2 separate regions of the Homo sapiens genome follow, and region 2 is linked to region 1. A link is a loop called in an ENCODE intact Hi-C map of the cell type or tissue named here. Cell type or tissue: heart right ventricle. All regions are shown on one strand.

Region 1 (5,000 bases):
AATCAATGAAATTGAAAAGAAAAAAACAGAGAAAAAAAATGAAGCAAAGAATTGGTTGTTTGAAAAGATAAAGTTCAAGCAAGCTTCTAGCAAGACTGACATAAAAAAAGAGAGAAGATATAGACTACCAACATAAGGAATGCAACAGGGAATTATGCTATAGATCCTGTAGAAATAAACAGGATGGTAATGGGGTACTACAAACAACTCCACACATACACTTCACAAGTTATATAATGGACCAATTCCCCTGAAAAATACCCAAGCTACCACAACTCACCCAACATAAAATAGATCATTTGAATAGCCCTATTACTAAATTGAGTTTATAATTTTAAAACTCCCAAATAGAAGTCTCCATGTCCAATTTCACTGGGGATTGCTTATAAATGTTTATAGAAGAATTAACACCAATTCTATACAATCGCTTCAGAAAACAAAAGAGGAGGGAACACTTCCCAGTTCATTTTACAGAGCTAGCATTACCCCAATATGAAAATGAGACAAAAACGGAAAGGAAGAAAGAAATAAAACTAAGAACAATATCTCTCAAAAATATAGATGTGAACATCCTCAACAAAATATTAGCAAATAGAATTTAAAAAAATATAAAAAGAATTATACACAAAAACCAAGTATAGCTTATATCAAGGATACAGGGCTGGTTCAATGTTCAAAAATCAGTTAATATAATCCATCATACTAAAAAACTAAAGAAGAAAGTCACATGATCATATCAATTGATGCAGTGAAAGCATTTGACAAAATTTAACATCCATCCATAATTAAAACTTTCAGAAAATAGGACTACAGGATAACTTTCTAAACTTGATAAAGAACATCTGCAATAACCTACAGCTAAGCTGAATTCTTTGTCCCTAAGACTGGGAAAAAAGCAAGGATGTCCACTCTCAGCACTCTTTTTAAACACAGTGCTAAAAGTTTTAGCCAATACAGTAAGACAAGAAAAGTAGATAAAAGGCATACATATCACAAGAAAGAAAACTGTTTCCATTTGCAGGTGACGTGATTGACTACATAGAAAATTCCACGGGCTTATGTCAGCAAGATAACTGACTAGAGGTTCCTACACTTCTCCCCACCCACAAAAACAGACCAAAGCGATGAAGAAACAACTACATTTTGACCAGAGCAACTAAAGGAGAGCTGTAGAGTCTTTAGATAATGGATGAGAGAAACTCTGTGGAGCAAAGAGACTCAGGATGGCCATATAGAGAAAGGAATAAAACACGCTGCCTCTGCCACTCTGTCATCCAGTCAGGATCAGCTCAGAACCAGGAAGAACTTCTCTCTGTGGGAAAAAAGTAAGCAACAGGAACCCAGAAGCTGGCATTGCCACCACAGACTGCTGTAGTCTTTGATAGTGGAGAATCTTACAGTATTTACAGGCCTGACCCCAGTTTAGGAAGCTGCCTGGAGTTTATACAGCTGCATTACTCCATAGAAAGAGCCCACATTATTTCCCAAACCCCCAACGATCCAGTCTCCTACTAAGCTGCACCATCTTAAAACTGGAGCCATTATTAGAGTGTGCCTGCTCTGGGGGCAGTATATATATCACAGTGAGGTTTCAAGAGTCACCAAAATAGGAAAGCTGCAAACTTGAAATGCTCCAAGGTTTTCGTTACAAAGATAAGAAAGACGGACCCTGAGGACGCTGCCTCTCGCTTTGACAAAGCCCAGACAATGAGTCACATCAAGTAACACATGGCTTGGAAAAGGAAGGAAAAACACTGGAAGGCCAACGCTGTTCTTATCACTGCTACACAGAGCTGAAAGCAATGTTAGAACTGTGGGTTAAAAAGAAACTAGTCAAGTTCTTCAACGGATGAATGGCGTTATCTTTGCCATGCAATCCTACTCAGCAATGAAAATAAACTGACTATTGGCACATCCAACACCTTGGCTGAATGGCAAGGTAATTGTGGTGACAGAGGAATGCCAGTCCAAAAAAGTTACATAGTGTGTAATTCCACTTATACTGAATTTGTAAAATAACAAAATTATAGGAATGAAGAACATACTAGTTGCCAGGGGTTAAGGAGGCAGCAGAGGCAGAAGACAGCTGAATGCAATTAGAAAATGGTGACAGGGAGGGCCCTCATGGTGACGGAAATGTTTTGTACCTTGACTGTGGAGATGGAAACGTGAATGTGTGAAAAATTGTACAACAGTGAACACACACACAGACACCAAGGAATGCAACCAAAACTGGAGAAGTCTAAGACAATATCAATATCAGTATCTTGGTTGTGAATCCACCTTTGCAAAATTATGACTGAGACAGTGAAAGAGATCTAACTTAACTGACTCCATCTTGCTTCTAACCTCCAAGTTGTCCTTGTTCATTCCTGATGGTAGGTTGAACTAACTTTGGGAGTAACTTAGTTTATAGTTTAAACAAAGATGGTAACAGCCCTTTCCCACAGCAGACCTCCTTCTTGCCTGGGGACTAGATTTGCCTTTGTAGGATTAACATTAGCCACAAGATTAGAAATTATGGTTGAGGAGTCATGCAGCTGGAGGCTACAAGATTCTGACCCTCCGTAAACTGCTCCTAAGTGCCTGGGTATTTTGCAGATCCTGCACTTGATGGATCAGCCGGCCCCACTCAGATCAGTAAACTGACTCATCTGATATTGTGGCCCCCACCCAGGAAATGACCGAGCACAAGAAGGCAGCTTTGACTCCCTGTGATTTCATCTCTAACTACTCAGCACTCCTGGCTCACTGGCTTCCCCCCACCCGCCAAGTTATCCTTAAAATCTCTGCTCCCGGAGCCTGCAGTGAGCCGAGATGGCGCCACTGCACTCCAGCCTGGGCGACAGCGAGACTCCATCTCAAAAAAAAAAAAAAACAAAAACAAAAACAAAACTCTGCTCCCTGAATGCTCCGAGAGACTGATTTGAGTAATAATAAAACACCGGTCTCCTGCACAGCTGGCTCTGCGTGAATTACTCATTCTCTATTGCAATTTCCCTGTCTTGATGAATTGGCTCTGCCTAGGCAGCAAGCAAGGTGAACCCCTTGGGCAGCTACATTTGTGATAACTTACTATATAGGTTTGCAAGATGGTAATATTCAGGGAATCTGAATAAAGGGCAGACTCTGAATTATTTTTTGCAACTTCCTGTGTATCTATAATCATCTCAAAATGCAGTTTAATTTAAAAGAAAACCAGAAAACTGGTTCCAGTGCTACGCGTCCTCTCTTTGGATTCTTTTCTAGTCCACCGTCAAAAGAATGTGGATGTGGCTCTAGATTTAACCCCTCCTACCTTTTATTATGTAATTCAAACATAAAATCTGTCTCAGAGCACAGGAAGGAGGAAGTGGAAATGATAAAGAGGATCACTTTGCTGAAATATAATCAGACCTATTTAGCCTGGACAGTGAAAAACAATGGCCCAATATACATGCTGTTCTCTGAAACTGAATGACAGAAACTTCACGTCTGTCCTGGGATTTGGTACTGCTAGTTACAAAACAGTAAGAATTCAGTAAGTTTGAGAGAGAAGGAGATTGACCAAAAGAACCCTAGGGGAAAACAATCCTTTCTAGAAATTGTTTTCAACATAAAATTTAAATTTTCCCCCAGAATTCCAAATGAATAATGATGAATACAATTTTTCTTTAGCAACATAACTCTCTAACTTGAGCATGTGGTGGCAACGGTTGGGTTGGGGTGGACTCTTTTTGTTAAGCTTCAGTAATTAAAGGCTCAAGTCCTACCAATTTATAATTATGCACATTTTTAAAGATTTTGAAACTTAATACCGATTATCTCTAGGAGACCTATATAAATTTATAGTCCTACCAAAAGTCACTGAAAGGGCTATTTTTCCACAAACTTAATATGTATTGAGGGATTTTCTTTTTCTTCACTTGTCAATGTTTTACTTTTGCTAGTTTGAGTGGGGAAAAGGGAAATTCATTGTCAGATTCACTTTTATTTCAATTATCATTAATTTGCTTACTGGCTTTTGGAATTTTCTTCTTCTGAAAATTACCTGTTCATTTACTTTATGGCCCAGGTTCAAATGCTAGCTTCAATGTTTACTATCTATTATAATCTTTGACAAATTACTTGACTTCTACCTGTCTTCTAAAATTTGTTATTGGTATCAACAGTACCCAGTGCAAAGGATTATTCTGAGGAATAAATATAGAGTACAGGGTACTAACTATAATCAATAATTGTTAGTTACTAGTATCACTCCAATACCATCTTTTTAAATTTTTCATTTTCTTAATGATTTAAAAGATCTGTTTTACGTATTATTTTTGTTTTGTCTTTTAAATGAGATAGAAGTGTTTTTCTTGCAGTATGGTTATTTGACTTTTAATTTGTTTAATGTGAAGTTTGGACATATCTGTTTTTAATGTGTTAGAGAGTAACTTTATTCACCCTTTTTACACCCCATCGTTCCTTCCTTTACTTTTAGGCCAAATAACAAATATTCATCTATATTCCTTTCTAATTTTTCTGTAGTTTTACTCATAGTTAACTCTTTATTCAAATTGGGATTTTGGTACATAGATATGTAGGAATATTTCATTTTTCACTCATGAACTTATTACTGTATCTCTGCAAAAAGAAAGGAAGTTATTACAAGAAGGATAGCCTTGTTGGAAGACTGGCCCACACAAGGGACTCAACGTGAACACACTATAATTCACTTACTCTGTTATTGGTGTATAAGAATGCTTGTGATTTTTGCACATTGATTTTGTATCCTGAGACTTTGCTGAAGTTGCTTATCAGCTTAAGGAGATTTTGGGCTGAGACGATGGGGTTTTCTAGATATACAATCATGTCATCTGCAAACAGGGACAATTTGACTTCCTCTTTTCCTAATTGAATACCTTCTATTTCTTTCTCCTGCCTGATTGCCCTGGCCAGAACTTCCAACACTGTTGAATAGGAGTGGTGAGAGAGGGCATCCCTGCCTTGTGCCAGTTTTCAAAGGGAATGCTTCC
Region 2 (5,000 bases), 140 kb before region 1:
TTTCTGTTTGTTTTATGAGAAAGCAAATAGAAGCAATCAGGGCACTGCAAGTTGTGACTACTCCAAGATGTGAATCATGGATCATGCAAATTACAATCTTGTTTTAACCTGACCTCCAAAGGGAGAATAAAGTAAAAATTATCCCATGTGAGGATTATTCACCAGTTTATATGTCATTAGTTACCAGTTTTTCTTTATGAATAATGTTTAGCAATATTATAAAGTATATCTAATAGTTATCAGGTTTTTGGCTTGTTACTTTTTGGTAGTAACTTATAAAACTGACTGGAAAAGACCAATAAGGCACTGTTTGCATGTTACAAATTATATCCAAAGACCAAAAGCTGTTAATAAGAAATCTTCCAATAAAACCACATCATATTTTCTTTTTTATTTACACCCACATCAGGATTACAACTTTATCAGGACTGCACCTTGATCAGGAAGGGATGTTTCTCTTACAAGGCTAATAAGAAAGGAACAATAAATTTGCTGATGAAAAAAAGTCATGCATTTAAAAATTTTAACTTTAATTTTTAATTGAGGGCAATATTTTAAAGAAATGCTCATTAGTCATTCCTTTAAATTGTGTGTGTGAGAGAGAGAAAAATGAAAATTAGTCATTTCAAATGCTGCAAGATGCAGAAGGAACTCATCATCATGGCACACACAAAAAAGAGCTGTGCCGCTAGAGGTTTCTATATTCTTATGTAAAGTCACAATTTGTTCTACAAATCTCTTTGAGTAATTTATGTCTCATATATAGAGATCTGGAATAGCAAAAATACTTCAGAGGAAATTAATGAGTGTATCATGACCACATAATAATTTACTTATGAATTTTCTTAGGTAAGAAACGGTTGAACTGGATGCAATTTTTATCACAGCTTGTGTAAGACTGCCTCTGTCCCTCCTCTCACATGCCATTGGTTAACCAGCAGACAGTGTGCTCAGGGGCGTTGCCAGCTCATTGCTCTTATAGCCTGTGAGGGAGGAAGAAACATTTGCTAACCAGGCCAGTGACAGAAATGGATTCGAAATACCAGTGTGTGAAGCTGAATGATGGTCACTTCATGCCTGTCCTGGGATTTGGCACCTATGCGCCTGCAGAGGTAACAATAATATTTTTAGTGTTGAGAGTTCAAAGGAGCTAGAGTAAGTGGAAGCTGACCAGGTTGTCAGGCTTGTGTTCCTATGTTACTCTGCATGACTCCCCTTTAAACGTCAGTCTTTGTTCTGCAATGCCGTCTTGTCACAGGGTCATCTACTGCTTATTTGTGGCACTGTTTTGTCTTCTGTTTATGTTTATTTCACAGCTTGTCAGAGTCTATAAAACTCAGCAGAAAGAACACGGCTTGCCTGCTCCCTCTCTTGAAGATTGATTGCAATGGGAGTGGTTTCTCTGTTTCTTTGTATAGTCGAACAGATATTTACTTCTTCCAAGAAGATACAATTCAGAGGAATTTTTATGGCAAAAGTTAGTGGAGACGGGGTGGATGAAATCTGTTGGGAGAGTATCACTGTTCTGATGGGCGGCCTTGAGCACCACACTGTAATACTAGACCTGGCCTAAAGAGAATTTCCCATGTACTATTCTCACCTCTGGGAAAATTACCTGAAATAATAAAATATCCTCATTTTAAGAAAAAAAAAAAAAAACTAGAACCAAACAAGGAAAGTTTAAATTCTTTGTCTTTGTTAATATGGGTCAGATTTGTATCAAAATATTGTAACAGAAAAATTTCTTGTTTCTCTGACAAGAAAATTAATGGAATATATTTTATTTTCTAGATTTAGAAATAGCTAAATGCTATTTCTACACTGGAAGAAAACTTGTATCTCAAGACTGTCTTGGGAATACAATGTGTGTGAATAGGAACTAGTTATATAAAATTTGAGTCTCACATTTCTCATCTATAAGACATAAGGAGTTACAAAGGGACATTTTGAAGACCATTGACAGGAGTGGTTTATTTTGTAATATAAATTGGCATGGAGAGGAAGTAAAGATGAGGATACCACTGAAGCTCCGGCCTTGGTAAGCCTTTGATTGCTTGCACAGCGAAGAGAAGATCAAAGATGGTATGAGGAGAGGGCTGTGAGACCCGGTATCTAGTTCCTTGTAATTTCACAGGAAAAAGCCTCTGAAATACTTTCAAGGTGGGAAGATAGTTTGCTTTGTTTCTGTTTTTGTCATTTAAAAGATATACTGTCAAATCTGTATCCAAATTTGTTACATAAGTCAATAATTGTAAATTTTACTGCAATCATATGTTTCCTGACAGAGTTGCCTTGAATTTATGGAGCTGAACCCCATTTTGCTAATCACTTACTCCCTGCAGCCTATTTCTTACATACACAAATCAATATCCTTAGAGTATACATCTTTACTCCTAGTATTTGGTTCTGTTATGCAGACAGAATGGCCAAAACCTGGGTAGAAAAGATCTAACATAATAGACTGCTATCCATAGATGTGCCTATTTCCAATATAAACCTGCTGGCATCTGAGAAAGTGGAGTTCTCCCTGTTTCCTAACTGATAAGAATGGTGGCTCTACGTAACTGTTTGTGTAAACTGTGGGGTTTCTGTGCACCTGCTTTGCTTTTGGAGACTGGAAGATTTGTGTCTGCTAGGCAGAGTGAGTCAATGTATCCAGTCCCAGACAAAATCTTAGCAATGGAGTATGTAGAGGGCATCTCTTGTAGACAACAGTTCACATACATTGACAAAATATGATGCTGGATAAAGTCAGTGCGCTCTGTGCAACATGGTGGGAGAGGAATCACAGGAGCTTACACTGCATTCCTTCATAATTCCTTCCATGTGGCTATTTCCTTGTGTTAATTTCACCATACTAAAAATAATTAAGATTATGTCTGTAACTATAGTTGCGTCCTGTTGATTTTTCCAAAAAATCACTGAAAGTGAAATTGTTTTGGGGACACTTCCAAGCTAGTGGTCAAGCAGTGATTTTTCTGGGACTGCAGAAGTTCCTGCTATGCCCAACCTTTATTACTAAATGGGAAAGACCCAGTCAGACTGGGATGGGCTTATGATTCTACATACAGAGCTCATCCAAGAAAGGAGGAAAAGCTGATTTTTGTGAACGTTGCTGCTTGTGCCCGAACTAACTCTCAGGCACATTAGTCAGAAAATATTACGTTTGGTTGCTCCCCCAGGTTCCTAAAAGTAAAGCTCTAGAGGCCGTCAAATTGGCAATAGAAGCCGGGTTCCACCATATTGATTCTGCACATGTTTACAATAATGAGGAGCAGGTTGGACTGGCCATCCGAAGCAAGATTGCAGATGGCAGTGTGAAGAGAGAAGACATATTCTACACTTCAAAGGTACTGTGCCTATGATGAGCTTGTGTGCACATGTATTTATTGTGATTGTGTGGAGGTGGCAGTTCTATGACTGGATCCATAGTTGAGGGTGAATTGTGCTTATTTATTTCGATTTATTCACACTTACTCATGTATTAAAACTAATATCAAAGGCAGGAAGTGAAGATGGCTTTCTCATCTTTGCAGTGTTCCAATTCATGCCTTCAAAGTGCCTTTACTCTTCGAGCTCAGCACAGATCAATATGGTTTAACATAGACTATAGAATGAGAGATAATCTTAATCATATTATGTTATCTGTTACCTCCTGGGTGAGTTTCTTACATTTGTTATGATTCTGAGTTTCCATTGTCATTTTGATCAGAGAGAGAGAGAAAGCGATATAAGAGAGCTCAGTGAGTATAAAAGAGTGATACCTACATTGTTTTAAATTGCATCCAGCCCAAGTTAACATATTAAAAACTGTGTTTGCCTCCTCAGTTTCCAAACCACAAAGATACTTAGTCTTGCCCATTGGGCTGAATAGATGAAATAATTACACCACTAATATGAGTTGTAAAACTTACCAAAGATAATTCAGATAATGGGTATGCTTATGATTTGATAACAACTTTTACCTTTTGAGTAATTTCACTCTTTCATTCAATATATGTACTAACTATATATCCAACATATTATAAAGTTCATCATGATATGGCAGAACAAAAGGCATCACAAGAAGAGAGAGAATAATTTTGCCTGTGGTCATTAGTTTTGAAGTAGTAGAAAATGTCTAAATATTAGGTGGAGCAAACTAGTAAAACTGGCTCAAGTTTTCATTACACAACTTCGTTTCTCTAACCTCTGCAGCTTTGGAGCAATTCCCATCGACCAGAGTTGGTCCGACCAGCCTTGGAAAGGTCACTGAAAAATCTTCAATTGGACTATGTTGACCTCTATCTTATTCATTTTCCAGTGTCTGTAAAGGTAGGCAGCTTGTGTGATCAAATTAATTTCACTTTTGTTCTCAGCATAAATATTGTTTTCATGGAGATTTGAACTAAGCTTTTTCTTAGGAGGACATAGGGATTTTAACATGGAAGAAGAGCCCTAAACATAACTCCTAATTCCTTTCTATGGAACAGAAAGCAATTTTGAATCCATACTTCCGTGATTGCATGTCTACAAGAAAAGAGAGTGCAGAATCCTCAAAGCCTCTGCCTCAAAAACTTGAGGAAATGACAATCATCTCCTTGAAGGCACAAGGTCTTATTTATGATTCCTGATTTCACCTCTTGGGATGTTCACAGACACAGAGTTTCATGAAGCTGTGGTGTCCAGAAAACCTGCTGCACATAGGGTGCACAATGAGTTTCCATCTTCTTGCCTCTTTTCAAGGGGCAAGAACTCAGTCCGGGAATGTCTTAAACTACAAACCTTCATGGGAAACCTTGTTGCTTCTGCTTCCTCTCTTTTCACACTGGAGGTTTTATTTTTGCTTAGCCATGAATTCTTGTGTCATTCATAACTTTTGTCTTAAGGTACTGAAAACTAGTCAGGCTAGTTAATGCAAAAGGGTATATTAGATATGATAATGGGAAATCAAAGCCAGGGCTACATTAAGAATTTGATAAAAACTCTAAAAATATATCCTTTCTCCACCCTTATCTCTG

What was found. Peaks named below come from ENCODE experiments on the same cell type or tissue, not always from the same donor. Only the 100,000 strongest peaks of a DNase experiment are listed, where the experiment ranks them.
Region 2: a loop joins it to region 1, with 5 times the contacts of the local background. A loop is called at or near these places in 1 of 110 quality-filtered maps.

Annotation. Positions count from the first base shown.
Region 1 is chr10:4,864,524-4,869,523 of GRCh38, reverse strand. It overlaps a transcript of AKR1E2 not described here. Among named protein-coding and RNA genes, the nearest start is that of AKR1E2, 41 kb to the right of the region's middle. RefSeq lists an enhancer at 1,593-1,887 and a cis regulatory region at 2,570-2,845. In heart right ventricle, no CTCF peak of the experiment used is centred here; no DNase peak of the experiment used is centred here; H3K27ac peaks cover 2,980 bases.
Region 2 is chr10:4,999,864-5,004,863 of GRCh38, reverse strand. AKR1C2 (aldo-keto reductase family 1 member C2) reads left to right here and starts at 1,007. Exons shown (of 9, transcript NM_001393392.1): 1 at 1,007-1,112; 2 at 3,183-3,350; 3 at 4,198-4,314. The coding sequence starts at 1,029. In heart right ventricle, no CTCF peak of the experiment used is centred here; no DNase peak of the experiment used is centred here; H3K4me3 peaks cover 1,678 bases.